2 separate regions of the Mus musculus genome follow, and region 1 is linked to region 2. Evidence: chromatin loops called from intact Hi-C (ENCODE). Cell type or tissue: gastrocnemius. All regions are shown on one strand. Each heading gives the region's core, and the rest is flanking DNA. Links, peaks and the distances in the headings are about the cores only.

Evidence for each region. A loop is a pair of places that touch in the nucleus more often than their neighbours do. Peaks named below come from ENCODE experiments on the same cell type or tissue, not always from the same donor. Only the 100,000 strongest peaks of a DNase experiment are listed, where the experiment ranks them.
Region 1: a loop joins it to region 2, with 3 times the contacts of the local background. A loop is called at or near these places in 11 of 42 quality-filtered maps.

Annotation. Positions count from the first base shown.
Region 1 is chr5:135,421,814-135,437,483 of GRCm38, reverse strand. Hip1 (huntingtin interacting protein 1) reads left to right here. Exons shown (of 31, transcript NM_146001.2): 13 at 975-1,047; 14 at 2,294-2,477; 15 at 3,155-3,243; 16 at 4,342-4,434; 17 at 5,737-5,838; 18 at 6,057-6,200; 19 at 7,158-7,293; 20 at 8,224-8,310; 21 at 8,660-8,767; 22 at 8,848-8,984; 23 at 11,053-11,163; 24 at 12,561-12,619; 25 at 12,849-12,942; 26 at 15,263-15,363. Among named protein-coding and RNA genes, the nearest start is that of Pom121, 35 kb to the right of the region's middle. In gastrocnemius, for the core only: a CTCF peak has its summit at 8,519 (motif pointing left); a DNase peak (open chromatin) is centred at 7,271.
Region 2 is chr5:135,487,803-135,503,472 of GRCm38, reverse strand. The region is part of intron 1 of Hip1 (huntingtin interacting protein 1); the gene reads left to right. Among named protein-coding and RNA genes, the nearest start is that of Gm52790, 40 kb to the left of the region's middle. In gastrocnemius, for the core only: a CTCF peak has its summit at 9,020 (motif pointing right); a DNase peak (open chromatin) is centred at 9,052; H3K27ac peaks cover 981 bases.

The DNA.
Region 1 (15,670 bases), core at 7,113-9,612, 66 kb after region 2:
ACCCACACACATGTGCACATACTAACGGGCAGAGATATACATAAATTTATAAAACTGTCTTAGTCTCTTACCTCTTCTCTAAACATGATCGCCTTGTATCCTAGATCAGCAACAGTGAACCTTGTGGGTATCAGGGTAAGATACCTAATGTCTAAGGTACAATAACCCTAGGTATCCAAGAGTTGCTGGATCCAGAATCACCTCCACAGACAGACACAGAAACAAAACTCAGCCACTGTGCAAGACTCCCTTATAAGATGAATACTATTTCTGTGGCTTTTTTCTTTTTCTTTTTAAACCCCACTTAAATTTTGTACTGGGACAGAGTTGCTGCAGGCGTGCTGTGCCATTAGTGTATAAACAAGAGGACATCTTGCAGGAGTCAGTTCTCCCTTCTACCGCATGGGTGCCAGGGGTCTAAGGCAGATTGCCAGGCTGTATGGCAAGCACCTTCTGAGCCATCTCACCAGCCCCTGTTTTTCTGATGTTTCAGAAATAATGACAAAAACAAAAGTCTGTATGTGGTCAATAAAGATGCAAGGTTTTTTCCTCCCCAAATATCTTCCATCCCCAGTCAGTTGAATGCACAGGTCTAGAACTGCAGATGAGAAAAGTTGACTGTAAAATCTATACTGCAAAGGATTATTACTGTTATTTGTGGGTCTAGCGATGTGGCTTCATGTATAGAGTGCCTGTCTAGCATGCAGGACACCCCCCCCCAGTACTATATAAAGCAGGAACTGTAGCACATGTTTATAATTGTAGCACCCCAGAGGAAGGGAGAGAAGGGTGGTCGTGGTGGGAATAGAAACAATCTTCCTCCAGTGAATATCTGGTAACAGGAAAAGTTATTTGTTTGTTTTCTTAAAGAGAATGCCCCAATTAACACAAGCTTTGACCTCTTTTTGTCTCCTGACTTACATGGAGGAGAGGGGCGGGACATAGTGACACCAAGCCTGTTTTTCTCTTCTCAGGGACCACTTGATTGAACGCCTGTACAGAGAGATCAGTGGACTGACAGGGCAGCTGGACAACATGAAGATTGAGGTGCATTCTAGGGTCCATGTGCGCTTGGGTTTCACCAGCATGTGGCACATGGCATTCTTGATGTCTCATGATAATGGCTGGACCCCATCCTAAGACTGGGTTGATGGATAGACATGCCTTGCTGGGTCTGGTGGCGCATGCCTTTAATCCCAGCACCAGAAGGCAAAGGCAGGTGGATCACTGTGAGTTTGAGGACAGCCTGGTCTACAAAGGAAGTGCCAGGACAGCCAGAGCTACACAGAGAAACCCTGTCTCAAAAAATCCAAAACCACTACCAACAACAAAATAGATATTCAAAAGTCAATAAATTTGCTCATCTCTAGGTCTCAATTAGAATTTGTTATCATAACATGTAACTTTAGGATGGCAGTTAAGCTGGGTACCAGTGTCCCCATGAGGCATGACTATGGCTTGGCCATCAGAACTTTTTCTCATAAGTTCTTGAGAAAATTGATTTAGGAGCTGGAGCTATAACTCAATAATAGATCACTTGCCTAAATCTGTCAGAAGGGCTGCGAGCACATGACAGAGCGCCTGTCTAGAATCCCTTGGTAAGAGAGGGAGGATAGGCTTCGGTTATAAGGTGCCTGCCAAGAATTCATCAACTATGGGCGAGAGGTGTGGCTTAGTTGTAGAGAGCTGAGCTAAAATGTCCCAGGAAGGGACAGGAGGTATGGCTCATTGGTGGCCGACTTGCCTAGAATCACAGTAAACGGCTGGGAGTCTGGGAGGGGTGTCTGAGCAGGAGAACACCTGCCTAGAATTCCCCAGGGAGGGGCTGGGGGCGTGGCTCAGTGGTAGAGCCCCTGCCTAGAATCCCCCAGGGAGGGGCTGGGGGCGTGGCTCAGCGGTAGAGCACCTGCCTAGAATCCCCCAGTGAGGGGGCTGGGGGCGTGGCTCAGTGGTAGAGCCCCTCCCTAGAATCCCCCAGGGAGGGGCTGGGGGCGTGGCTCAGTGGTAGAGCCCCTGCCTAGAGTCCCCCAGTGAGGGGCTGGGGACATGGCTCAGCAGTATAGCCACTGGCCACTTGAGCAAGACCCTAGGCTCCCTCCCTACCCAGAGCGACAGAACAACAGTAACAAAAAGTTTTCTCTCTGTAGTTGGTTGAGTCTATGGGTTGGGAAATTGATTTAGAGATCAACCACATCAGTGCCAGTCACGTGATAAGTCATTTCCTGTCCTGCCTGGTACCCCTCATGGGGCAGCCTGGCAGTAGTGAGCTTCTCACCACGGCTTCCCCTGACAGAGCCAGCGGGCCATGCTGCAGCTGAAGGGTCGAGTGAGTGAGCTGGAGGCAGAGCTAGCAGAGCAGCAGCACTTGGGCCGGCAGGCTATGGATGACTGCGAGTTCCTGCGCACTGAGCTGGATGAACTGAAGAGGCAGCGAGAGGACACGGAGAAGGCACAGCGCAGCCTGACTGAGATAGAAAGTGAGGGCTGGGGCTGGGGATGTGGGCGGGAGCAAGGCAGATCACCCCTTTGTGGAAGCAAAGCTGGGGTACTGACTCTTGTCTTCAGAGGTAGGAACAGGTTTGGTGGCACTGCTGAGCCAAGGACACATTGATGGCTTGAGTCCCTATCCTGGGAGAGGGACCTTCCTAGGAGAGGAAGCTGGACAAAGCCTAAGGGGGCGGGGCGGGGACACATGAAGCTTAAAGCCCTGCTGATATGGATACTGTGTTTGTAGGCATCTGTCTGCAGGTGGATTTGAATCAGGGGAAAGTTTACTTAAAGAAGACAACCTTTTATGTCCGCTTCAGTGGTGTTTACATGTAACTTCAGAACTCGGGAAGCTAAGGCGGGAGATGACCATAATGCTAGCTTGGGTTACATAGCAAGACCTTGTTTCCAGTAAACCCCTATTAATGACTATTAATGAAAGTTAATAGATAAATTCTAGCAGAGTGTGGTGGTATACGTCTGTAGTTCCAGCCCACAGGATCAGAGGTTCAAGGTCATGCTGGCTACATAGCCTGAGCTACTTGAGACCATATCTTTAAAAAAAAAAAAAAGATAAAGATTACCTTTAGTGCCCCCAGTTTCCTAGAGGGAGGATGAGGGGCATCCCAGCCAGGGCAGAGGCCTCACCCTGATCTTTCCATTGCAGGAAAGGCCCAGGCTAATGAACAGAGGTATAGCAAGTTAAAAGAGAAGTACAGTGAACTGGTGCAGAACCATGCTGACCTGCTGCGGAAGGTAGGCATTGTGGCCCCTTCTAATCCTCCCATATGCTCCACATTACAGGAGAAACAGCTCAAGCCTGGGCGGGGCTTGGGGGGGGGGTCTCCAAGCTGCACAGTATGTATGTATTCTTCCTCTGTATGTCCGAATGCTTGTGTATGCGCATGTGTGTGCAGTTGCTTGAGGAGGCCAGTAGATGGCATCAGACCTGTGAAGCTGAAGTTATAGGCAAATTGTGAGTCTAGCATGGGTGTGGGGAACCCAAACTACATACTTTGAAAGAGCAGCACCAAGCCATCCTTCCAGCCCCACACTCCTAATTCTTGACCCCACCTTGCTTGCTTTCTTTCTTTCTTTCTTTCTTTCTCTTTTCTTTCTTTCAAGAGATGGCTCAATGGTTAAGAGCACTGACAGCTCTTCCAGAGGTCCTGAGTTCAATTCCCAGCAACCACATGGTGGCTCACACCCATCTGTAATGGGACCTGATGCCCTCTTCTGGTGTGTCTGAGCCCTATCTTGAGTCCTAACCCCAGCTTTTTAAGACTTCTTGAGTTCTGTCTGTGTGCCAGCCACACTTAGGATTACCCTTCATTTGAGCTGGGCATAGTGGGACATGCCTATAATCCTATCAGAAGGTGGAGGCAAAATCCTATCTCAAAAAAAAAAAAAAAAAAAAATAGCCACGAGTAGTGCCACATGACTTTAAACCCAACGATGGAGGCCAGGCAGGGCTAAATAGTCAGATTCTATCTCAGAAAGTAGAGAGTAGGCGTACTATCCTCACACCTGAAATCCTCAAACGTAGAAAGCAGAGGCAGAAGGATTGCTGTGAGTCTGAGGCAAGCTTGGGCTACATAGTGAATTCCAAGCCAGCCTGGAAAAACACTACACCAGACAACTCTACCCTTACCCACTCTGTATTTTTGTAATCACCTTTAAGTCTAACATCCCTCTGAATGCCATGGCTGGTTCTGGCTTCCTTCTGGGTAGGGAAAACTTCTCCTGTCTGCCTCCTTGTTACTCACAGTCTGATGATAGATCATTGCTGCTAGAAGGACGATGGGCTTTGAGCCTGAGTAATGTCTGGTTAAAAACTCTCTACTCCTCTTTTAGAACGCAGAGGTGACCAAACAGGTGTCCGTGGCCCGGCAAGCCCAGGTGGATTTGGAAAGAGAGAAAAAAGAGCTAGCAGATTCCTTTGCACGGGTAAGTGACCAGGCCCAGCGGAAGGTAAGCCAGAGAGACACTTGGGGATGTAGAAGGGAGGGGTACGTACATACGTGCGTGCGTGCGTGCGTGCGTGCTTGCGTGCGTGCGTGCCTGCAACATCATGCATGTTGAAGTGGGTTTAGGTTTAGATTCTTTTCTGGTGCCGTGCGGGTCTGGGCGATCAGATCCTCCCGCTCAGCCCCAAGACCCTTGAGCTTCAGTCATCTCCGAACACCTGTAAACAGGCTTGGAGGCCGACTTGGCCCAGAGGGCTTCATCATATGTTCCATGGGTAATTTTCAGGAGGCCTTGGGAGCTACGCGGAAGAGCAGATTTCGCTCAGTTGGTAGAGTTCTTATGTTGTAGGCTCACCTAGGAGGCCTGCGAGCTCCATCCCTGTTACCACATGAACCAGGCGTAGTAGTGCAAGTCTATGCTCTCACCACTTGGGAGGTAGAGGCAAGAGAAACAGAAGTTCAGGCCAGCCTGGGCTACTTGAAACCCTGTCTCAAGGACAGGGGGCCAAGCAAAGGAATAGAGGGCCAGGCTGTAGTGGTACACGCCTTTAATCCCAGACAGAGGCAGGCAAATCTCTGAATTGAGGCCAGCCTAATCTACAGAGTTTTAGGACAGCAAGGGCTACCCAGAGAAACCCTATCTCAACAACAACAGTATATATAAAATCAATTATTATTTGTTTTATTGTTACTAGTAATTAATATTATTGACATTAATATCAACTGTGATTTAATATTGTTATTAATCATAATATAGATAACTATATAATTGATATAATCTTGACATATTAAAATTACTGATTCTAATTAATATTTATATTGATAAGCTTTATTATTTCTGTATTGATAATCAGTTATTGGTAGTAATTAGTATGTGTTAGTCCTGAATTCTTAATAACACCTAGTAAACTAATCTTCAAAAATTAATATTGGGAAAGAAAGGCAAAGCTGTTGGTGAGGCCTGGGTCATCGACTTCCTCCAGGCTGCCTGCTACCCACACACTTAGAACTCAGACCTAGTGGATCTACAGTCTCGGTCAATAGCGTGGGACGTCAATAGCGTGGGACGTCAATAGCGTGGGACGTCAATAGCGTGGGACGTCAATAGCGTGGGACGTCAATAGCGTGGGACGTCAATAGCGTGGGACGTCAATAGCGTGGGACGTCAATAGCGTGAGACGTCAATAGCGTGGGACGTCAATAGCGTGGGAAATGCATCCCTATCTGCCTCCTTTCTCGTGAGTCCCTGGCTCACACTGCTTCTGTTTCGCTTCTGCTTCAGACTCAAGAGCAACAGGATGTTCTAGAGAACCTGAAGCATGAACTGGCCACCAGCAGACAGGAGCTGCAGGTCCTCCACAGCAACCTGGAAACCTCTGCCCAGGTGAGCCCTCCCTGCCCCGCTCCCTCTGGGGCCTCAGCTCCTGCCTTGAGCTCTCTGGCCCCAGCTGTAATCCACACATATTCCTAGAAGCAATGATAAGGATGGAGACACATATCACTACCTCCGGCCAGGTGCCAGGAAGTGGGTCTGGAGTCCCAGAGAGGGGACTGTTGAATTTCCTTAGTTTCTCCCTATTCCCACATGGGTGACCTCTGCAGTCAGAAGCGAAATGGCTGACACAGATCGCCGAGTTGGAGAAGGAACAAGGCAGCTTGGCGACTGTTGCAGCTCAGAGAGAGGAAGAGTTATCAGCCCTCCGAGACCAGCTGGAAAGCACCCAGATCAAGCTGGCTGGGGCCCAGGCAAGTGACATATAGCCACTGGGGACACCATGGAGGCCAGAGATGTGCTGTGAAGGGTTAAAAGCCATTTGGCCTGGTTGCCAAGGTCTCCTGTGGACACAGTTTCTAAAGCCAATTACCTCTATTTTGTATAGGAAGAAAATTATGTGGGCTAGGGATATACCTCGGTGGGCAGAGCGCTTGTCCAGCATGCATGAGGCCCTGAGTGCAGCTCCAGACCACATCAGCTGAGTCTGCCCGCACACACCTGTGATGCCCCAAGTCAGGAAATTGAGACAAGGAGAATCAGGAGTTCCAGTTATCCTCAGCCCTCCAACACTGAGTTTAGAGCCCGCCTGAGATACATGAGTCCCTGCCTAATAAAATAATAAAATAAACTAGGGCCTGGAGAGACGGCTCAGTGCTGCGGCTCTGTCAGAGGACCCATGTTGGGTTCTAATTATCTCTAGAAATGCTCTCGAAGGCACAGACACAGGTGTGCTTTAATCATCTAGGCTTATCTTTTTTTAATTAATTAATTTGCATGTCACACAAATCCCCCTTTTTTTTTTCAAAGATTTATTTCTTTTATGTATGAGTACACTGTAGCTATCTTAAGACACACCAGAAGAGGGTGTCGGATCCCATTACAGATGGTTGTGAGCCACCATGTGGTTGCTGGGATTTGAACTCAGGACCTTTGGAAGAGCAGTCAGTGCTCTTAACCTCTGAGCCATCTCTCCAGCCCCAATCTGGGCTTATCTTAATCAAGAGGACACCTGGTTGTGGAAGTGGGTCAGTGGGTCAGTGGGTCAGTGGGCCAAGGTCAGGTATTATTTTCTGCATGGAGCTGACCATGGATGGATCTCCTTAGTGACACAGTGAGAGGCCAGGAGCCCATGTGGTCCCAGGTATATACTGCTTAGGGTTCATTGCCGTGTGCCTGGCCGACTCTCACCTGCTTGGGTATTTTCCTAGGAATCCATGTGCCAGCAGGTGAAGGACCAGAGGAAAACCCTCTTGGCAGGGATCAGGAAGGCTGCGGAGCGTGAGATACAGGAGGCGCTGAGCCAGCTTGAGGAACCCACCCTCATCAGCTGTGCAGGATCCACAGGTAATCTTCCTTCCGACTGCCCACCTGCTGGGCCCTGTACTTCCAATTGGTGTTGAATCCCCTCAGTCCAGCTACATGCTGGAGCCCGTGGGGTGGGGTAAGCCTACTCTCTAGGTCGGTGACATTGCAAGTTCTGTGGCCAAGTAATTGTGACTTAAGGGTCACTGTGGCTCACAGTTACAGAAGGTTCCAGTCCTCAGAACAGCTCTACCTGGTGGCGTCTGGAGTGGAGAGGGTGAAGAGCAAGACAGGAAATAGGCAGAGAGAACAGATTCCCAAGATCTTCCCCCTGAGACCTGTTTCCTCTCAGTAGGCTCCGCCTCCCACATGGCCGTAGCCTACCAGATTTTGTGAGTTCCAGGACAGACAGAGCTGTATAGTGAGACCCTGTCTCAATAAGAACAACGACGACAATAGTAATATCATGACCTTGTAAGAGAAACGTGAGTCAGAACTTACAGTGTGCTATGCCCCTAAAAAGAGCAGGACCCTGAGATGATAATGAAGTGAGAAACAGGGCGGGGACATGGCTCAGTTGATAGAGTGTTATATAGTGTGTACGAAGCCCTGGGTTCTAGCCCTAGTACCATGTACACTGCGTATAATGGTACATGCCTGTTATCCCACCACTTCAGAGGAGGAGGCAAGAAAATCAGAAGTTCAGTTGAAAGCCAGCCTGGGTTGCATGAGTCCCTGTGTCGAAAGAAAGAAAGAAAAACAAATAGATAGTGTACATCCCATCAGAACCAGCAAGCACAGCCCTCCTGCCTTCCCTCCATCTCGCCCTCCCTCCCTCCTTCTCTCCCTGCGTCCCGTCTTAAGGAAAAGCGTGTGAGGCAGGGACTCTGAGTAGGTCAGCCAGCCCACCCAGCTGCTCATGGAGAACGAATTGTGAGACCCCTTGTTCTGACGTCACCCTGTCTTCCTCAGATCACCTTCTCTCCAAAGTCAGCTCCGTTTCCAGCTGCCTCGAGCAACTGGAAAAGAACGGCAGCCAGTATCTGGCCTGCCCAGAAGGTAAGAGGAACGGAGGACATGGCCTCTGTCACCAGGGGCAATCAGGCCAGGTTCAAATATCTCCCTAGGAAGCTGGAGATATGGCCTAGTGGTTAAAAGCACTCGATAGTAAAGAGGACCTGGGTTCAAGTCCCAGGACCCATTTCACACCTTGGGCTGTTTACAGCTGCCTGAAACTTCAGTTAAGTGGATCTGACGCCCTCTGCTGGCCTCCAGGGGTATCTGCATTCAGATATTCTTTCACAGACATATATTAAGTAAAAAATAAAAAAATAAAATAAACAGAATATACAGGGAAAAAAGCGGCATCCACCACTAGGCCTGACATTTTCCTTCCTGTGCCCTGCAGATATTAGTGAGCTTCTGCACTCGATCACCCTGCTTGCCCACTTGACCGGTGACACTATCATCCAGGGGAGTGCCACCAGCCTCCGGGCCCCACCGGAGCCAGCCGACTGTGAGTACCATAGTAGAGGGGATGCCCCTGAGAGCAAGGAACACAGGCAGTGTTTAAACATCTGTCTCTCCTGTCTTCAGCGCTGACGGAGGCCTGTAGGCAGTATGGCAGAGAAACCCTGGCCTATCTGTCCTCCCTGGAGGAAGAGGGAACTATGGAGAATGCTGACGTCACAGCCCTTAGGAACTGCCTCAGCAGGGTCAAGACCCTTGGCGAGGTATTGTTAGGAATGGGATTTGCTTTCTGTCCTGTGGTTTGTCTGACACAGGGTCTCCTGTAGCCCAGGCTGGCCTCGAATTCTCTTTGAGGCTAAGAATGAACCCTGAACTTCTTTCTCCTTCCCGCCATCTTCCAGGTGCTGGGGTTTCAGGCCTAGACCACTCTACCTGCTCTATGTGGGGATGGAACCCATGTTAAACAAGCAGTCTCCTGAACCACATCCCCTGCCCTCTTGGGTTTTCTGGGGTTTTTTTGTTTTGTTTTTGAGATGGTCTCTTATAGACCAGGCTAGCCTCCAACTTGCCATGTAGCCAAGGATAGGCTTGGATGGCCGATCCTCCTGCATCCACTTCCCACATACTAGGGTTACAAGCATCCTTCATCATGTCTACCCAGAAAGTGAGTGTGTGTGTGTGTGCGCGTGCGCGCGCATGTGTGAGTGCATGTGCACATGCATGCCAGATGAGGACATCCAGTGTCCTCTGTCATACTCTCTGTTCTTTTGATGTTCGGTCTCTCCCTGAACCAGACTCTCAGACTCTCGAGTTTTCCTGCTAAACTGAAAGCCAGCCACCCCAACAGACCCACTCTCTCTGCCCCACTCAGGCATGTGCCTGATGGTAGGGAGGCTCTTTATGGCCGGTGCTGGGATCCTAACTTCTGAAGTGATGACTGTGTGGCAAGCCCTCTTACTGCTGAGCCAGCTCTGCAGCTCCCAGGAAATGATTCTTATTTCAAGTACGAATGCTACTGCATTGCCAGGGAATCCGCTATGCTCCCACGGTCCTTTCTGTGTATCTAACCTGATTCTAGAAAGAGTTAGGCCTGAGAGCAGGTGACATCCTTGTTGTGTTTCAAGAAAGGGTCATACAAAACCACCACCTCGGCCTCTCCTATGCCTAGATTGCAGGCCTGTGCCGACACTCAAGGCAAGACCGACCTCAGGAGGACTTTCTAGCCATGTTTGATTCACTGGCCTGGCAAAGGCACTGTGTGTGCTACGTCATTGCCCGAAAATGGAATAAATAGTTACCCGTCTCTAAGTATGTGCTGGCCTGGCAGATAACACCAAAAACAGACATGCACACCAGCTTGTGAGAATTCCCACCCTAGGGAGACAGAAACAATGTTTGCCCCCTCCCTCTAAGATTCCAGTGACAACCAAAGTTCTGTCCCACTGAAGATCATCCAGGGGAACCAATGAGTTTATTGTCCTCACAGAGTAGGGTGAGGGGTTACAGGCAGGAGTGTGGGTGAGCTCACAGCCACCTCGTTGCAGAGGCTTCCCCACGGCCACGCAGGTGGATCAGCCTTTCTCTCGCCCCTCCTTGAGACCTCGAGGATTGCGTGCAATTGTTGTAGAAAATATTTAATCCCAATCCAGGGTTTCTACCCCGCCTTTGACCATTTAGTTCCCAGATGAAAGACACACAACCTTTATAATTATAATAAGCCTAATCACCTCAAGAGCTGGGAAGATATCTATCCTCCATGCTATTATGTCTAATTCCCAACCAGTAATCCCATTATATAATTTGCTATGTTTCATCTGGGCTGCTTTTAACTCCAATTAGCCAAACCACATGGCCATTATTTTTAGATTCTTACCCCATGGCACCTTCTCCTCTCTTGACTTTTTCTTCCTCCTTGTGGGTCTCCTCCAACCCCAAGCCCAGGAACCCAAAATCCCCACCTATGTCTCTTCTGCCCAGTATTGGCTGTCGGCATCTTTATTCACCAATGAGATAACTTAGGGGTCAAGGGCTGTAGCATCACCTGGGTCTGAGTGAGGTCTCTGTGAGCAACCAGGATTTAGCATAGCAAAAGACCACCTCAACATGCAATTCAGGTAGAGTTTGACCCCTAATAAAAAAACGGAAGTTTTATTCAAAATGGCTTCGCTTTAGTTCCTTCTCATCACGGTTCTGAGAATGTGCCAAGAAGTGCCAGGTGGTTCCTGTGACAGGCCCCGCCTCCGATGCTTTCCGGAGGGTTCCAATGATGGGGCCTAGGAAAAGCAAAGAGAAGGACCAAGCGTCCTTTAACCTCTGTGCTGCTGCTCACAGGAGCTGCTGCCCAGGGGCCTGGACATCAAGCAGGAAGAGCTGGGTGACCTGGTGGACAAGGAGATGGCAGCCACTTCAGCTGCCATTGAAGCTGCCACCACCCGGATAGAGGTACGAGAATTCTGTAGGTTTTCCCACAGTCACACTCCTGTGGCTTCCCTAGAGCAGTCCTATGCCTCAGGAATGTCTTGGTTTCCCTGTCAAAGCCAGAACTGTCCGGTGTGATGGTGCACATCTCTGACCTTAGCCCTTGGGAGGCGAAGGCAGGAGGTAAAGGAAGAGAGAGAGAGGGGGGGGAGAGAGAAAGAGAGGGAGGGAGAGAGAGGGAGATAGTTGTAGTGGCGCACACCTTTAATCCAGCACTTGAGAGGCAGAGGCAGAGGCAGAGGCAGGTGGATTTCTGAGTTTGAGAACACAAAATCAAAGAGGGGGTAAAAAGCCAAGGTTCTTACTAAGAAAGATGAGCAGGTTCCTCCGAGGTAGAGTGTTTTGGTGTCAGGCCACCTGGCGTGCAATTTCCAGGCCAGCTGATAATTACATGAATGTGAGTTACATTCACCTGGTTAGGACGGCCACTGGTTCAGTTTCATTTCTGTTGCTCTGAGAAAAACTTCTTGACAGAAACTTAGGAGAGAAGGGTTTATTTTTGCTTATAGGTTCAGGATACTTCACCGAAGTCACTGTGGCCAGGGCTTGAAGCAGCTTTCACATCCCATCTACAGCTGAGAGCAGAGAACAACAATGCATGCACATTCGCTTGCTTGCTCATTTGTGCTCAGCTTGATTTCTCTACTCTTACACAGTTCATACAGATCAGGACTCATTGCATAGGGAATGGTGCTGCCCACAGTGGGCTGGGTCTTCCCGCATTCCGCCCACAGATGTGCCCGCTCTCCAACCCAGTGTAGACAGTCTCTCAATGAGACTCATTTGCTGAGTGAATCTAGGTTGTTGAGTTGACAGTTAAAGCTATCCATCACTGTCATAACTACTAGGGGAAGCCTGATAGGTCTTAAAGAGTTTCTCAGTAGAAGCGGAATGAAACCCATTGGAAAGGTCTCATATGGCTCTCTTGGTGGAAGGCTCGCTCGCTACTGAGCACCTGGCTCATGAACTTGGTAGCAACCGCCTCTATCTGGTGTGTGTTTTATATACCAAGATGCAGACGTTCACTGGCTAGAACAGTCGGCTCCAACTGTCTACCATCCTGATAGATGAAAGGTCTGGAGTTATTCTGACTCACAAGGCTAGAGGTGAAAATATCTAGATCCTGCTTTCTTTGCCACCACAGCTTGTTGGATCCAGACTGTATGTACCAAGGCAGTTGTAGTGGATCAGGTTCATGGTCCATTCAGGGACCATGCTTGTTGGGATGGGGATGTAGCTCAGTGATAGAGGAGCTGAGGTCATGGCTTATCAGAGCACACACCTAGCACATTAAGAAGCCCGAGCTCAAGTCCCAGTAATACACACAAAGAAAGGAAACCAGCCATGCTTCTTTTTAACAGGAAATTCTCAGTAAGTCCCGAGCAGGAGACACGGGAGTCAAGCTGGAGGTGAATGAGAGGTCAGTGCGAGCCTTGAGGTTGCAGGAGGTAAGCAAGGTGCTTAAAAGCAAGGCCTGCAGGGACGTGTCACTCACCAGCCTCCTCCAGGGAGGGTATCTGCATCTTCCAGCCATCCCAATACCTTCCCTGCCCCGCCCTCCCATCAAGGTCTTCCTGGTTTAGGAATGAGAAAGCCAGTCAACCTCTTTCTTCTTAGTATCCGCGTCACCAACCATTTCTTCTCACTAGGATCCTGGGTTCCTGTACCAGCCTGATGCAGGCCATCAAGGTGCTCGTTGTGGCCTCCAAGGACCTCCAGAAGGAGATAGTGGAGAGTGGCAGGGTGAGTGTGGCTGTGGTGTCAGCCCTTTCTCCCTCCACATGTGCTGGCATCTGCTTGGCAGGGCCCCAACTGTCCTCCATCACGGGTGGATCTGACATTCTAAGGAAATTCACAGACACTGTGGGGAGTTGAGGGTCCCTGGCTAGTACTAGCCCAGCTCCCGGAGGCCACACAGAACTGCTGGAAACCCCTCTGACATTGCGAGTCTGGGTCTTCCGGGAACAACTGAGGACTTTGGGAAACTGGGCAGACTGCAGGAATAAACCTGGTACTGTCACCCCTCAGACATGTGAGCCTGGTCCCTAAAGATTCCCAGACCTGCAGATACTTAACCCTTTAATCCAAGTGCTCGTAACGCCAAGGCAGGAGGATCTCAAGTTTGACCTCAGCGAGGGATACGTGCTGGTCCTTTCCTCAAAACTCCCTTCATGAGTTGAGGATGTAGCTCAGTTGGTAGAGTCCCTGCCTAGCATCTATGAAACCATGAATTGCATCCCAGACTCTGCATAAAACCATGCATGGTTTATCCCCAGCGTTGGGAGGCAGAGGCAAGCAGATCTCTGTGAGTTCAAGGCCTGCCTGGACTATACATACAGACCCTGTCTCAAAACAAGAACTTTATGGGCTGGAAAAATGGCTCAGTGGTCAAGAGCACTGGTCTTCGGAGGGACTGAGTTTAGTTTTCCGTCCCCCACTCTTCCCACTCCCACTCCACCTCCAGCAGAAACAGCAGGTGGTTTACAACTACCATAGCTCCAGCTCCAGGAGCTGTCTCACCAGGTACCTGGTTTTCTTACACAAACATACACAATTAAAAGTTTAAAATGAATTTTTTTAAATTATTTTATTTATTTACATTCTAGTTGTTGCCCATCCCTGCCCACTCCCATCCCCTCTCCCAAAAATGAATCTTTTTTTAAAAGATGGGGACTTACTTTAATTCATTACCCCCATAGCCTTTTGCCTATTTGCATTTTCGTTTCTTATAATTGAGGTGAGAAAAAAAGTCACTTAGCCCTTGGTAGGCATTCTATAAAATTAGCTGTTAATGGCTGGGTATTGGGCCAGGGAGATGGCTCAGCAGGTAAAGGTGTCTGCCGCTATGGCTGACAAACTGAGTTCAATCTCCAGGTCATACATGGTGGAAAGATAGAGCCAGTTCCTTCCCAGCCATCCTCTGACCTTCATCCGTGCACCACACACTCACCAGCACATATACACTCACAAAATATATAAATACATTTTGGGGGCACAGGGGTCCTTGTGCTCACAGAGAAGCACGTAGAGAACCAGAAATGTTAATCATTGAGGGCTGTCTCCTCAATGGAGAAGATAAAATCAATACTGTATTTCACTTACATTCCACCTTTCTGTTATCTAGAGGCAGACCTTGCCCAAATTTTCCAGAATGGTTATCCCTGGATAACTCTTCCATTACCCATCCTGAGGGGAGATGTCACATGGACTTTATGGCCTGCTGACCTCTGTGCTGTCAGAGACCACACTAGATTCTAGGCCTCTTGGCTGTGGAACCCGCCCTCAGGGTCACGTGCACTTTGTAAAAAGAGTTTCTATGCAGTCACACCTTAAGCTTTATTATGCCCCAATCGGACTGACTGGCATGGTTGTTGCCTGGAAACCTTCCCCCCCCCCCCCGGATTATACTGTTCTCAGTATGCTGAGTGAAGCGCCTGGCTTAGGCTCCCTGCAGGCTGATCCAGGCTGATGAGGTCAATCTGCACTGGGTTTTCATTCTCATCTATTCAAGTGCCCCACTTCCCTCTCTGACACCTGCAGGAACCCCTCAATAAGTGTAATTTTAAAATCTGGGTATGTTGCTACACTTGGGGAGGCTGAGGCAGGAAGATGAAGAATTGGAGGATAGTTTAAGCTATGTAATAAATCCTCTCTGAAAACAAACACTGCAGACTGGAGAGATGGCCCATCGGTTAGGAGAGCGCTGTTCTGTCGCAGAGGACCAGGGTTTAATCCTAGCACCGGGGTGGTTGCTCCCAGTCATTTGGAACTCCAGATCCACAGGATGTGACTTCCTCCTCCTACCTCTGTACACACGTGGCACGTGTATATGCAGACAAAACACTCATGAGAAATCCGTTTAAAAATTCAAGTAAGACAGAGCAGTGATGGCTCACGTCTTTAATCCCAGCTCTTAGGAGGCAGAGGCAGGTGTGTCTCTGAATTTAAGGCCAGTCTGGTCTACAGAGTGCGTTCCAGGACAGCCGGGGCTGCACAGTGATATCTTGTCTTGAAATAAAGTAAAATAAAATCTAACCAAAGTGTTATATTTTTACTTCTATAGGGTACTGCATCCCCTAAAGAATTTTACGCCAAGAACTCTCGGTGGACGGAAGGGCTGATATCCGCCTCCAAAGCTGTTGGTTGGGGAGCTACCATCATGGTGTAAGTGACTGGCTCCAAGGTTCCCCACATCCCCTTCCCTGCTCCATTGATCCAGCCCAGGCAGTTGCAAGGAGATAAAAAGTATCCTTCTCATAGCCTGGCACAGTGGTACCCACCTGTAATCCCAGCACTTGGGGGACTGAGGCAGAAGGATGATAACAAGGTAGAGGCCACCCTGGGCTACCCAGGTCCTTGTGTAATAATAACAGTATAGAGTGTGCTGGGCTAGATCAATGGTAGAGCATTTGCGGGGTGTGCGTGTGCCCCGTGGTCCAACACCGAGACGTTCCAAAGTGTGTGTGGGTGT
Region 2 (15,670 bases), core at 7,503-10,002:
TCAGGACCTCATGTGTGCCAGGCAAACATTTTGCCGATGGAGCTATCTGCCCCAGTCCTCAATGAATTATGGGGCTGGAGACACACACACGCCATCATTTGAACACTTGCTGCTCTTGCAGAGGACCCAAGAGTTTGGTTTCTGGTACCTGTGTCGGGTTGCTCACAACTGCATTTTACACCAGCTCCAGGGGAATAGACACCTTTGGCACTGGTGGGCACGTGCACACGTGTGTGCATACGTCTCCCACATACAATTAAAAATAATAAATCTTGGCAATGATATCACTGGCTCTACTAATTAGCGTGTGTGGTGTTTAATTAGTCAGCTAGCTTCTGAAATTCTAGCTTCATTAGGGAGTTTTATGAGTCCATGCATTAACTCCTTCAGTCTCAAAACAGCTCTCTGAGCTAGCTGTCGCTGGCAGCCTTGTTTTGGTGAGAGACGGAGGTGGCAATGGGAACTCAGGGCTTCTAGTTTAAGTTTTTTTTTTTTTAACATGTATGGGTATTTTGCCTGCATGTATGTCTGCACATCATATATATGCTCGGTGCCCACAGAGGCCAGAAGAGCACATTAGATCTCTAGGAACGGGAGTTACAGGTGGTTCTCAGCCTCTGTGAGGGCGCTGGGAAGCAGGCTCAGCCCTCTAGATAAAGAGCCTGTGCTCTCAATCGCTGAGCCCTCTCTCCAGATCTAGGGGTTTAGAGTCTTTTTGGTCTTTGAAACTATTTCCTGCATGTGAGTCCTTAAAGGCCCTATTACTCTCCCCCCTTTCCTCTCCCCAGTGCCCTTCCCTCCTCTCCCATCTTACTTTTCTTTCTCTCTCCTTCCTTCCTTCCTTCCTTCCTTCCTTCCTTCCTTCCTTCCTCCCTCCCCCCTCCCCCCTCCCTCCCTCCCCCCCTCTCTTTCTTTCTTTCTTTCTTTCTTTCTTTCTTTCTTTCTTTCTTTCTTTCTTTCTTTCTGTCATGCTCTCATGTAGCCCAGGCTAGCCTCCAGCTGGCTATGTCGTTGGGGTCAACCTTGAGCTCTTAATCCTTAACCCCCCACCTCCCAAGTGTTGGGATCACAGGTGTGCACCACCGCACCAGATTTCCGTATCTGAGACAAGGTCTCACTGTATAGCCTCGGCTGGGTTTAAACACAGATATCCTCCTGCCTCAGCCTCTTGACTTCTGGAATGACAGCCAAGCACCACTACCCCCTCCTCCTCTCTTCTTTTTCCTGCAAGCCTGTGCTCGCTCTCGGGCACTCCCGCCAGTGTCTACCTGCGTGAACAGCTGCATCTTGCTAAGTGGTTTTTGTACAGAGTCCATGTTGAGACTCTTAAAAAAAGAAGCCCAAGGGCTGAACTCAAAGCTAAAAATAACCTAGGATCAATTTAGGGACGGGGCTTTGTCTTCTTTCTATTCTCTCTCCCCCAGGGCCTGTAAATTGCTGCTGTTTGACAGCTGGGCTGGGCTGGCTTCCTGTAAAGCTGTAATAATATGGAATTACCCTGGCTGCTAACCTCCCCAGGGCAAGGATGCTGGGGCTCTCACCGCAGGCATCTCTGAGCTGGAACCTCTGTCCTCTTTTTGGTCCACACTTGTACTCACGCACCTCTACCTCATGCATAACTGAGGCTGCTGTTACAGTCCACACTATCAGCCTAGCACACAGCCTAGCACACAGCCTAGCACACAGGAGGATCGGCGGTTCTAAGCCAGCCTGGACTAAATACTCACACACTGTAAACAGATGAGATAGCTGGAGAGAGGTGTGATCCTGGACTTAGCCTTATAGGGAAGAGGCCTGGAAAAACTCGTGGCCTCTTAGAGGATGCAGCTCATGGCCTCTGGGCTGAGCAACCAAGGAGCCTCAGGACTACTGCCAGCCTGGAGGACCCCACCCAGGCTGATGAGCAGGCAGGACCCAGGAACGCCAGTACACTTGGGGCCTTGGCCGAGATTTCCAGGCTGGTTGCTGACTAGGGGGTATGCTTGGCTGGCTCCCAGCTGTCTCTGTGAATTTAATGTGTCCCCTCACCACTGCCGGCCACCCACATCCCACACAAGAAGACTTTCAAAGTCCAATGTTTGTGCATCACAGAACCTGATGGTATTAAATAGCTTCAGAACAGGCCTATGCTCTTCCCTGTGAGGTCTGTCTTGCAGAACTCTTCAGGGAATGGAAAGGGCCTTTCCCAATAGCTCGACCATTTGGAAATTGTCACCAAAGGCCTTGGCTGCCTATGTTTGGCATTACAAAGGTGGGAAAGAGATGTCTTAGGGACAAAGGGTTTAGAGCTCTTCACACAGGCTGGGATTAGTGGGTGGAAAATTTCAGGGGGAAACTTGGAAATTCCCATTCTAGGAGAAGTGGGAAAGGAAGTCCCACATATCCTCCTCTCCTGGACCCACTGGCTTTGGCCAAGACCAGGTTAGGTCTAATTGTTGGGTTGTTCCTCGTGTAGGCTTTAAGTTCTGGGGACATGGTTCAATGCTAGAGCCCCTGCCTAGAATCCCCCAGTGAGGGGCTGGGGGCGTGGCTCAGTGGTAGAGCCCCTGCCTAGAATCCCCCAGGGAGGGGCTGGGGGCGTGGCTCAGTGGTAGAGCCCCTGCCTAGAATCCCCCAGGGAGGGGCTGGGGGCGTGGCTCAGTGGTAGATTCCCTTGACATGAATTCACTAGTATAGGGCTGGATTTTTATTTCTAGCACTGGAGAGAGAGAGAGAGAGAGAGAGAGAGAGAGAGAGAGAACGAGAACATGTCAGAACATCCAAGAAAGAAAGCTTTCTTCTTTGACTATATGTCACAATGTTCTGGAGTAGCTCTACAATACTGGTGTAGAGTCTGTCAAGAAATAGGTGACATCAGAAACCCTAGGGTAGTACCCGTGTCTTAGACTGCAATGTAGAGGCCAGCATTTTTGTCAGGTCTGGGATTCAGAGTTACCCAGAATGCCATTTCCTATGCCCTTTGGATTTACTGAGGCCTGGAAGCCAAGTGGCGTAGGCTTTACGATCCAAGCATGGGGCAAGACACAAAGTGGATGCTTGGAGCTTGCTGGTTGTGAAGCTCAGGCCAGCAAGAGACTCTGGTCCAAAAACTATGGCAGGGTCTAGCATGGCAGTTTACACCTTCAGTTCCAGCATTCAGGAGGCAGAGCTCTCTGTGCGTTCCAGGCCACTGAGGGATATATAGTGAAACGGTGACTCTGCATAGCTATATAAAACAAAGAAAAGAGCCGGGCGTGGTGGCGCACACCTTTAATCCCAGCACTCGGTAGGCAGAGGCAGACGGATTTCTGAGTTCGAGGCCAGCCTGGTCTACAAAGTGAGTTCCAGGACAGCCAGGGCTATACAGAGAAACCCTGTCTCGAAAAACCAAAACCAAAAACAAACAAAAACAAAAACAAAGAAAAGGTGAACAGTTGTCTTACGGTTTCTATTGCTGTGTTGAAGCGCCATGAACAAAACAACTTGGGGAGGAAAGAGTTTAGTTGGCTTACACTCTCACATCACTGTTCATCATCAAAGGAAGTCAGACAGGAACTCACACAGGGCAGGAACCTGGAGGCAGGAGCTGATGCAGAGGCTGTGGAGGGAAGGGGTGCTGCTAACTGGCTTGCTCAGCCTACTTTCTTGTAGAACCCAGGACCACAGGCCCAGTGGAATGTTTCCACCCACACTAGGCTGGGCCCTCCCGCATTGGTCACTAATTAAGAAGATGCTCCACGCACCCGGTATGGTGGCGCACACCTTTAATCCCAGCACTCGGGAGGCAGAGGCAGGCAGATTTCTGAGTTTGAGGCCAGCCTGGTCTACAAAGTGAGTTCCAGGATAACCAGGGCTATACAGAGAAACCCTGTCTCAAACCCCCACCCCCCCACCGCCAAAAAAAGAAGATGCTCCATAGCTAGAATTCCTCAGTTGAGGCTCCTTCCTCTCTAATCAACCTGGCTTCTGTCATGTTGACAGAAAGCTTGACATACGACACACGAGGTTAATCCCTGGCCATGCATGAGCAACATACAGCATTTCCCACCCTCCCAGTGCCCCACACCCTCCCCAAACATACAGAAAATATTAAGGCTGAGTCCTCTGGGTTTATACACACTTTAGTGGGGACCAGAAGATAGACACTTGAAGCTCCTCAACTGTCCCTCCTAGGAACCAGCCAGTCCTTTGCCAGACCAGGAGGCCATACTTGCAGACACAGTGTGTCAATGACTGTGTCTCCTAGGCTCTTGACTGCCCCAGACTGATCTTCACTGTGATAGCTGAAGAACACTTAGCCTTTGCTGGCTCTGTCCGAGTGATGCTTCAATCCTCTTCTCATTACTCATTGATGCCAAAGCTCTCAGCCTTCCCCGGGGACAGTTCTGACATCCCCAGCTGGTGCCCAGAGAGAGCCCCAGGGCAGACCTGTCTTTGCTGATGGCCTTGCTCCCAAAGAACAAACTGTCAGCAGCAAGTGATTGGTGCCTTTGCTAGTCTGAGTTGACCAGAGGATATGGGGGAAACAGAAATTACTACTTATGGCGGGTTTGATTGAGGCACCATCTTCACTGTGGCTCAGTGTCCAGGCTGGGAATGCGGCAGATTGGGCCACACAGACACATCCTGGCACGCCACAGTGAGAGAGCATCCTGATCCCATGGCAAAGTACAGCTACACAGACCTCATTAGTTTGAGCGCAGGCTCAGATACCTGTGACTGGGCTTCTTTGTTTAATTGTTGTCTGTCTGTGCTATCACACATGTGTGTGGAGGTCAATGTCAGGCACTCATGAGGCAAAGGCAGGAACATCTCTATAAATTCGAGGTCAGTTTGGGCTACATATCAATTTCCAGGACAGCCAGGGCTCTGTGTGTGTGTGTGTGTGTGTGTGTGTGTGTGTGTGTGTGTGTGTGTGTGTGTGTGAGTGTGTGTGTGTGTGTGTGTGTGTGTGTGTGAGTATGTGTGTGTGTGTGTGTGTGTGTGTACATGTGCATACAATCCTAACCCCATGCTCCAGTACTTTTATAGGGGTGTCCTCTTCCTTCACCACGTGAGACTTGGGGATCAAATTCAGGCAATCAGGTTTGGCAGAAAGTGACTTTACCCACTGAATGGTCTCCTGCCCTTCACCTTGTATTTTTCTGAGGCAAGGTCTCTCTGGACTCGGAGCTTCCTGGGTAGGCGGGACTGGTGGTTCCCTGAGCCCCAGGATCCTCCTGTACTCCCTGCTCAGCTCCTGGATTGCAAGCACGTGCAACAATATTGGTGGACCTTCTCTCTGGGTGCCAGGAATCAAGCAGGTCTTCATATTTATGTAGCAAGGACTTGACCGACTGAGCCATCTCTTTATCCCCTGTTTGTGGATACTGGGTCTCACGTAGCCCAGGCCGATCTGTAACTCACACTAGCTAAGTCGTGACTTTGAATTAATTCTTCATCTTCCTGCCTCCATATTGTGAATGCCTGGGTTATAGGCAGATGCCATGATGCCCTGTTTGTGTGGTGCCAGGGATGGAGCCAGAGCCTCACGCATGCTGGGCACGAGCTCTATCAGTCAAGTTACATCCTCAGCCCTGGAACTAGGCCTTTAGTGAGCTGCCCTTGCCAGTACTTGGGTGCTGCCACGCTAATGCCCTTGAGGGAGATTTGTGGAGTTTGCAGTTGGCTCTCCTGTTTGGTCCATTAGGCAAACACAACACATATGGGGCTGTCCTTCCCTCAGATGATTGCTGTGGCAGGTCACCAGGGGACCTGAGGCCCAGCACCTGCTGTGGGGTCAGCTCAGGACTCTGTCCAGAACTACTGACTACTGTTTGTTTTTTCAGGAACACAGAGGGTGACATGCCTGGGAAGAGCCATAGGCATTCTAATTGCTAAATTTGTCATTCTGAGTACGAATCCCAGAAGTCCAGGGCACCAGCTGCCCCAAGAGCGGCTTAGCTCCACCCTCTTCCTGCTGTATTGACCAATCGCCTACTTGCTGAGACTTAGACTCTTGAGTCTTGGGCCAGCAAAATGGCTGGGCTGGTAAAGGTGTCAGACACCAAGACTGACAACCTGAGTTCAGCCCCTGGGACACACGCTGTTGAAGGAGAAAATTATCTTCTTCAGGTCAGCCTTTGACCCCACATTGTCTCTCCCCTTCTCCCTTTCTCTCTCTGATATACACTGCATACACACACACACACACACACACACACACACACACACAAAACAACACAAATGAATAAAACCTGCCAGCTGTGGTGGTGCACGCCTCTAATTCCCCAGCACATGGGAGGCAGAGGCAAGCTTATCTCTGACTTTGAAGCCAGCCTGGACTACATGTTGAGTTCCAGGTCAGCCAGGGCTACGTAGTGAGACCCTGTCTCTAAATAAATAAATACATAAATACATAAATAACATATAATAAATAGAAGTGCTGAGGTGTTTGCAGAGATATTTAACTAGGGAGGGAAGACCCACCCTGAATGTAGGCACTGATATTTCATGGGCTGGGGTCTCCGACGATAAAAAAGGAAAAAAACACAGGGCCAGGTGCTTTTGGGGAATGCCTTTAATCCCAGCACTCAGACTGGTAGATCTCTATGAGTCTACAGAGCTTAGATCCAGGACAGCTAGGGCTACACAGAGAAACCCTATCTCAAAAAACAAACAAACAAATAAGAATGAAAAAAGAAAGAAACAAAAAGTAAAAGAGAAAGAAAGGGGTTGGGGATGTAAGTCAGTGGAGTACTTGCCTGGTATACACAAGGCTGAGTTCCGTCCTTGGCACTACACAAACTGGGCACAGTTGGAGGAGCCTGTAATGCCAGCAGCACGCAGGAGGTGGAGGTAAAGGGATCAGGTACATAGCCTAAGGGACATGAAATGCTGTTTCAAAAAAAAAAAAAAAGTCATACTCAGTGATTTTCCTCCAGCTGGGCCCCACCCTACCTTTGACCACCTTCTATAATGGCATATTGTGAATACATTAAATAATTAATCCTCTGATTAGGTCAAAGCCCTCCAGATCTGTCTCTGGAGGCACCTGATAGACACACCGGAGAGATGCTTAGCCAATCCATAGGGTTCTTTTTCTTATTCTTTCTCTCTCTCTTTCTTTCCTTTCCTTTTTTTTTAAGATTTATTTATTCATTATATGTAAGTACACTGTAGCTGTCTTCAGACACACCAGGGAGTCAGATCTCGTTACGGATGGTTGTGAGCCACCATGTGGTTGCTGGGATTTGAACTCTGGACCTTTGGAAGAGCAGTCGGGTGCTCTTACCCACTGAGCCATCTCACCAGCCCCTCTTTCCTTTCCTTTCCTTTTCCTTTTTCTTCTTTTTTGCTTTTCTTTCTATTTTTTTTAGACAGGGTTTCTCTGTGTAGCTCTGGCTGTCTTAGAACCCACTTTGTAGACTAGGCTGGCCTCAAACTTACAGAGATCTGTATGCCATCAGGTTCAGCTCTTTTATGTTGCTGAGCAGTGGTGGTGCACGCCTTTAATCCCAGCACTTGGGAGGCAGAGGCAGGTGGATTTCTGAGTTCCAGACTAGCCCGGTCTACAGCTAGGACAGCCAGGGCTACACAGAGAAACTCCGTCTCGGAAGAAAAAAAAAAAAGACATGTTATAGCCGGGTGTGGTGGCAGGCACCTGTAGTTCCAGCACCCAGGAAGGAGAGACGGGCTTATCTCTGAGTTTGAAGGGGGACAGCCCAGGGCGACACAGAGAAATCTTGTTTCAACAAACAACAAAGACTTATTGTATGATTTTATTTGTGTGTGTCTGTGCTGTGCATGTGTGTGCAGAGTGCGCAGGTGTTCACAGAGGCCAGAAGGAGGCGCAAATTCCCCGGAGCTGGAGTTAGTGGTATTTGTGAGCCATCTGTTGTAGATGCTACACACTCCAAACCCTGGCCCTCTGACACAGCAGCGGTGAATGCCCTTAACCGCTGAGCTGTCTCTCTGCTCTTCTGTTACCCCTTCCTTCATATCACCTTCTCTTCCATCTTTCCTAATGTTTCTATTTATTTAATTATTCTTGTGTGTGCACATATCTGCCGTGGCACACACATGAAGGTCAGAGGACAACGATGTGGAGTCTGTTCTCTCCATTTTGCCTTCACATGGGCTCCAGGGTTCGAACTCAGCTTGCCAAAGCCTCTCCAGGCACGAGCCTTTATCTGATGGGCCATCTCTCCAACCCACGTTGGATGTTTTGAAATGTGTCTCCTGTAGTCCAGGCTAGACTTCAACTCGCTAAGGTAGCCAAAGATGAGCTTGAATGTCTAATCCCCCTGCCTCTGCCTCCTGAGGGCTGTGTTCTGCCATGGTGGGTTGATGTGACACTGGAATGGAGCTCAGAGCTTCATGCGTGCTAGGTAAGGATGCTACCCACTGAGCCACAACCTAGTCCCATCTCTTCACTGCAGATATTAAAGCATAGTATACAAAGTTGAAGAAACTTAAGGTGGGTGTGGCAGTGCACACCTGGGTCCCCAGCACCCTTGAGGCAGGTCAGGAGCTAGAGAGATGGTGGCTCTGTGGTTAAGAGTACTGCCTGCTCTTCCAGAGGACCTGGGTTTGATTCTCAACACCCACACGGAGGAGGCTCACAACCACAAATAAACAGTTGAAAAAAATACAAAAAACAAAACAAAACAAATCCAGGGACCTCTGGCCTATCCCTGCTTATCCCCAGGTTCCATGGTCACTGCTCCTTATATCAGCATGTATCTCCGTAGTCATAACAATGCCTTCTGCCCCAGCCTCCCGGATGCGCGTAGGATTGAACGAGACAATAGACCAAAAGGTATTTTGTAAACACTGCAGCCCTGTAGAGAGAGACTTTATTTTTAAAAACAATAGCGTAACAACTAAGGCTACAAGCCCTTTGACAAGCATTGTTTGATTACTAAGCTTATCACTGGGAATTACTGAAATTGATCACCTTTACAACGCAATGCTCTGTATCAACGCCCTACCCTGGCCTGGCCCCCAAGGCCTGTGGTGTGGAATGTGTAGGGCCAGGCTGCACAAATCTGGTCACCAGTAGGTGTCAGCCTCCACCAGGACACATCCACTGGTCTATATACTTGTCAAAGAATGGCAGCTTTCTCCCTTTTCCATAAAACTTTCTTTTATGTGTGGTACTGAGGCTTTCACACCTGCTAGGAAAGCACTGTCACTGAGCCACGCCCCCAGCCCCTCACTGGAGGATTCTAGGCAGGTGCTCCACCACTGAGCCACGCCCCCAGGCCCTCCCTGGGGGATTCTAGGCAGGGGCTCTACCGCTGAGCCACGCCCCCAGCCCCTTACTGGAGGATTCTAGGCAGGGCTCTACTGCTGAGTCATGCCCCCAGCCCTCTTTATATTTTGTTTGTTTGTTTAGGTTTTTTTGGTTTTTACTTTGAGGTAAGGGTCTCACTTAAATTGCCAAAGATGAGAAGTATGGTAAAGTGGGAGGGGTGAGAGACTGGGAGAAGGTAGACTACAAAGGTGGGAGGGGAGGCCAAAGCATTAAAGGTCTTGATTAAAAAAAAAAAAAGGGGATCTGTTTTTTATTTGAGGTTGGCCGATGAGAAATTATAATTAAATTACTGTAAGAATGATGAGAGAGAGGGGGCTGGAGAGATGGCTCAGCGGTTAAGAGCACTGACTGCTCTTCCGAAGGTCCTGAGTTCAAATCCCAGCAACCACATGGTGGCTCACAACCATCCGTAATGAGATCTGACACTCTCTTCTGGTGTGCCTGAAGACAGCTACAGTGTACTTAATTATAATAATAAATAAATCTTTAAAAAAAAAAAAAAAAGAATGATGAGAGAGGAAGAGACTACAGGCAAATATGTAGATCAGTTGAGAGGGTGTGTTTGTTTTACAATTTTTACTCCATTTATTTATTTACTTATTTATGTGCTTATTCATTTATTGGTGGGGCCCACACATGTCCCACATATGCCACTGTCCTTGTGTGGAGGTCAGAGGGCAGCTTCCAGTAATCAGTTGACTCCTTTTATCATGTGGGTCCCAGGGATCGAACTTAGTTCTTTAGGTAAGTGCCTTTAGGTGCTCAGCAGCCCCCAGAGGCTGTTTTCTGAGACACTTCTGCACAGGCCTCGCCCCTGTAAATGGAGCAAGGTACATTCTTGCCCCTGGCTAGCTGGTCCTCTTTTGTCACAGCTTCAGGGTGAGGTAACTGGAAAGCAGCCCAGCCCAAGGGCAGTTTAGGCAAGCTTCAGTGCTTGCTGGCCTTTGAGCATGTGCATTTCCAGTAATCGCTACAACAAAGCTGACCACAGGCTCAGTAGTTAAAACATCAGAATTCTGGGGCCAATGACAGGGCTCAATGGGTAAGGGTGCTTGCCACCAAACCCAGTGACCTAAGTTCAGATCTCCTGGATCCCACATGGTGGAAAGAATGGATTTTTGCAAACACACACACACACACACACACACACACACACACACACACACACACACGCACACACGCACAGCCTCTCTCTTTCGTAAATGTAATAAAAATAGAAGCAGTACCTTGCCCCCTCATCTTCTTATGGCTCTGGAGCCCAGAACCTGGAAATTTATGTTACTAGGTCACAATCAAAAGTTTTGAATGGAAAAAAATAGAAAGGAAAGGACATGACTTCTGGGTGTGGTGGCGGAGAAAGTTTATTGTAGATACAAGGGAGAGCATAGCCAGAGGCAGGGACACCTTACAGAAATCAGTTGGGAGAGTCCAGTTGGTCATGCCCCTTAGCCATGTGAGGAGGGGAGGGGAGGGGAGGGGAAGATAGGGACAGGAGGGGAGGGGAGCCAGGTTCAGTAACTAGGAGGCTCAAAGAGAGAAGTCCAAGAGGGCAGGTAACCAAATGGTTGGATTCTAAAGGGAAGGGCATCTGGAGCAAGGGCAGCACAGCCCCTGGCTGGAGGGTTCAGGTCGGGTGGTGGTGCCATCCAGGGGTTAGGACTTAGGGGTGCAGGGAGAACCTGGTGGCCAGTGTGCCCTTTGATATCTTAAGTAGGCACCTCAGCCATTTGTCCCAGGTTTAAACTTTGTGTTGGTAGTAGGTTAAGTGTTTGTTCCTCAAGCATGAAGACTTAAGTTCAAATCTCCAGTGCCTTTTTAGCTAGGTATTGATGCAGACTCTTATCTTTCCAGCGATCTGCAGGCTTTGGCAGGGCATTGAGATTGCTGTGAGTTCAAGGCCAACCTGGGCTATATAGAGTTGGGGAGGGGGGGAGGAGAGTGAACACACCTCAGCTAGGTGTGGTGGTGCATACGTTTAATCCTATCACTTAAGGGGCAGTTCCAGGCCAAGTTTTAGGTCAGCCAGGGAAATGTGGTGCCTGTCTCAAAAATAAATAAAAATTAAAAAGCATCACCCAAACTCGGGGAATTTATAACTGGACACAAAATCACACACCTTAGATCTCAGCACTCTGGAGGCAGAGGCAGGTGGATCAAGGTGACTTTGAGGCCAGCCCGGTCTATTTGAAACAGACAAACACAAGTCAGCATTTGTAAAAGATGGAGAACAGAACTGCTACAGAGCATATGAGACCTTGTTGGAAAACAACAAAAGCCCACACTCAAATAGAAAAGCAACTGTTGGGAATCCTTGATCTGTCAACCATTTCCATCCAGGCTTAATGGTTCACAAACTTCCATCCTTGAGCAGTGTCTTGCTTGGTAGCTCCTGGCTGTGCAGCCTTGGCTACTCTGGAAACCCTGGTTCTCCTGCCTTTGTGCCCGGGTGCTAGGCTTTTGGCCAGGAGCCACCACACCTAGCTCCCTACATAACTTCCTCTTTTAGATCACTCTGATTGCATGCTCGCCCCCACCCACCAGAAGGCTTTCGGGAAAACCCGTCCCAACTTCATAGATAAGAACTCTGATTCCAGAGGAGGGGAGATCCTCTCCTGCCCAGCAGGCTCCTTCCAGTAGGTACAAAGAGACCCAGTGTTTGCTTCTTGGTATTGGGTGGACCCTATCCCTTCTTCCTTTGAAAGTCTTGTCGAGCTTGTCCTCAGATACACAGTATGCTTGAGGCCAGCCCTGGCTCCAAACAGGAGAGCCTGTCAGGGCTATTGGAGGTCTTTAGTCCCAGCACTAAGGAGGTAGAGGCAAGCAGATCTCTATGGGTTTGAGACCCACCTAGTTTACCTGGTTATAGAGATTTACAGGCTAGCTAGGGTTACATAGTGTAACCATCTAAAAAAAAGAAAAAGAAAGGAAGGAAGAAAGAATGGAAGGAAGGAAGGAAAGGAGAGAGAGGAAGAAAGAAAGAAAGAAAGAGAAAGGAAGAGAGAAAGAGAAAGAAAGAAAGGAAGGAAGAAAGAAAGAAAGAAAGAAAGAAAGAAACCAACCAAGGGTTAGGGAGATGGCTCAAAGGCTAAGAGTACTGGCTGTTCTTACAGAGGACCTGGGTTCAGTTCCCGGAACCCACACTGTGGTTCATGACCATCTGTGGTTCATCCCCAATTCAAGGGAATCCTGTGTCATCTTCTGACCCCTACGTGCATCAAACATGCACATGGCATGCAGGCAAAACACATATATAACGTAATTAAGCCATTGAAGGAGTTGGTGGTGGTTCAGGGAGATGACTTGCCATGGAAACAAGAGCATTTGAATTCAGAATCCCAGAACCTCTGGGAAGAGCTCAGCACAGTGTCTGTGACCCTTATATTGGGGAAGCGAAGGTAGATGTATTCCTGGAACTCTCTGTCCTACCAGACTCCCAAATGAGTAAGAGACCCGGTCTCAAAAAAAAAAAAAAAAAAAAAAAGTCAAAGCCAGGCAGTGGTGGTGCATGCCTTTAATCCAAGCCCTTGGGAGGCAGAGGCAGGCTGGTCTCCTGGTCTCCGTGAGTTCAAGGCCAGCCTGGTCTACAGATCAATTTCCAGGACAGTCTGTTATCCAAGACCCTACATGATGGAAGGAGGGATCCGATCCGACTCCTGAAATTGCCCTCTGAACACCACACTTGTTTTATGACACCGTGTGTTAACGTTTACAGAGACTAAAAAGAAGAAATGCTGGAGAGGGATTGAAGGCCCTCTGGCCTCCATCTTACCTCCCTCTCTACGCACCATACACATAAAACAAAGGTTTTTAAAGCAGTATGCTCCAACCGTGGGGCAGGTCTGGAAGCCGTTTGGGATTTGTGTGGCACTGTCCGCATTGAGGTTCACTATCGGGGGTCAGTTCACTCTCCTCTGGCCCTGTTTCCTTCCTGTATAATTGAAGAGTTGGCCTAAGTGGACTGTCAGGTCCCCGGTGTCTTAATTGCACGCCAAACCGCACTGCTTCTGATTTGGGAGGGATAAGATGGCAAGCTTTTGTCTCCTGGGAAACCTTCCACCAAAGGAGCCTCTGCTGTTCTAGGCACCAGCTGTGCCTTGCCTAGCAGGGAGCCGGCCGAGGGATTCTCTAAAGGATGGGCAGCGGGATTGGGCTCTGACCGTAGAGGTTCTGAGAGGGGCTAGACACCCAATTTAGAAGCCAGTCCATTCTATCTCTTCTCCGGAAAAGGGCAAGCTTTTGGCCATTTGCGAGCAGGGGCCTGTCCCTAGAACGCTGGAGGGGAAGGATATCTGGTACCATCATTCCCATTCGCCCATCTGTTTAGAGCCCCCAGCCTCGTATTGGAAGGCCCCTGGGGATTAGCCTCAGGAGGCCAACCACAGCCTCTCAATTACCTCATTGTCCACATGGGGGCGGGGGGGGGGGGAAGCCATGTGGGGAAGGGACAAGGGGGTGGACCCCTGCCCTCGTTGGAATGTGCATGCTGGTGTTTGAAGGGGCATCTCTCCCGCCCCTCTGCCACCTCCCCCGCGCACTTCCTGAGTCCCACCAAGCCCTCCACGGAAACACGCGCGCGCATGCATGCACGCACACACACACACACACACACACACACACACACACACACACTTCCTGGCGGTCTCCAGCTCCTGGCTCTCCAGTGATCCTGTCCCATCCGCCTGGACAGCTGCCGAAAGAGACCTTTTGTTATTCAAATCACACCCTCCTCTCTGAGCTTCCAGGGACCTCAGGGTCCCGGAATCCATCGCTGGGTGTCCTCACCTCTTGCGGCGGATCTCCGGGTTTCCCGGGCCCTCCCCTCAACAGCACATTCTCCAGTTCCACCGAGGAACCGCGCCTCCCCCGCCGGCGCGCTTCCCCTCCCGTCCTCTCCTCTTCGATCCCCTCCCCTCCCCGCCCCGCCCCCGCCGTGCTCCGTCCAGCCGCGGTGCCGCCGGCCACCACCAGGGTCCCCGTCGCCCGCTGTTGCCAGCAAGCAGCATGGCACCCCCGGGGCTGCAGTAGCCGCCGCCAGCCTTCACTGGGGGGTACCCGGTATCTCCCGGGGTGTGGGGCGGACACCCTATCGCTTCGGTCATGGATGTGAACAAGATGGTAAGTGAGAGCTTTGGAAGCGCTATCTCCCCGCCCCCACCCGGCTCGCATCCCATCTCTCCCCCTCCCCCCTAGTCTGCAGCGTGATCCATTGAAAGTTTTCTGGATTGTTGATTCTTCCTGCCTGTTGGCCCCGCTCCGCAGAGCGCTGGGAGAAAGGGAGAACCCGGCCAAGGATCTGGAGGCGGCTGGCCCGCGGCGCTGGGGCTCCCGGTTTCCCGCCGCGCCAGCTGCCTGGGCTGCCCTGGGCCGGGCTCCCTTTCCTAAATTAGTCAACCTGTGAGGCGGAGGAGGGAGGGCAGCGCTGCAGGAAGGGGCTTCTGCTATCCCTTCGGAGCCCTCTGCTAGCACAGTGCTGGGGTTCTACTTGGAAGGTTTGTGGGCTGAGAGGTACAGGTGTCCCTGGGAGGGCTAGTGAGGAGAAACCCTGGTTTTGGCCAAAGTGAGGGGGCGGGAACGAGGACCCCCCCACACCCCCTTCCCGCATCCGAGCCCAGTGCTTGGGCTCTCAGAGGGGCCATGTTCCTAGATTGGTCACTTGTAAGCCTCAGACTTGGTGGGCTTAGGGAGCAGCGACCCCTTTCTTGGCCCGTTAAAGTATCTAATATTTTGGTCCCTTTAGAATGGAGGGGTCTGTGATCTGCCTCCAGAGCAGCCCCGCCCCCACTCCAAATACTGCAGGAGATGCCAAGATTGTGGCTCATTGATCCAGACCAAGGAGCGAATCTCAACGGGAATCAGGATGTCCTTTGGGAGATCCGAGATGGATGGAGGGAGTCTCTCTGGAGGGCACTGCAGGTTTTCCCAGAGGGATCGCTACCACTCTGGCTGACTTTAGACCTGGTTTCTCCATTTTTGCTGTTCCCCTCAATGGTGGGCTATGCTTTTGAGAGACCCGGGGAAAGAAATAGATTTGAAATCTGTGCGTGACTATAGGCGACTTGGGAACCTGTAGCTTACAGAGAAGAAGGGTTGAGGTTAATTTTCTATAGAGGGTACGTTTTTTAGGGTGCAAGCACACCCTAGAAAAGACAAGCCCATTTTGGTCCCTGCATACATAACCTTTAGCGCTGTATCTAGATTCTGGATCAAAGCTGGGTGACAGGTGTGATTCCCCCCCCCCACCCCCCCCAGGAGGCCCTTTTCCAAAAGTCTTGAGTTTCAACACACCCTCCTCCTGCCCCCGCTGTGGGGAGTGAGGACTGGGTGAGGTATCTCCTGAATCCTTGTCTTTCTGTGAAGACAAAGCTTGTCTATGGTGGGACAGTGCCAAGAGGC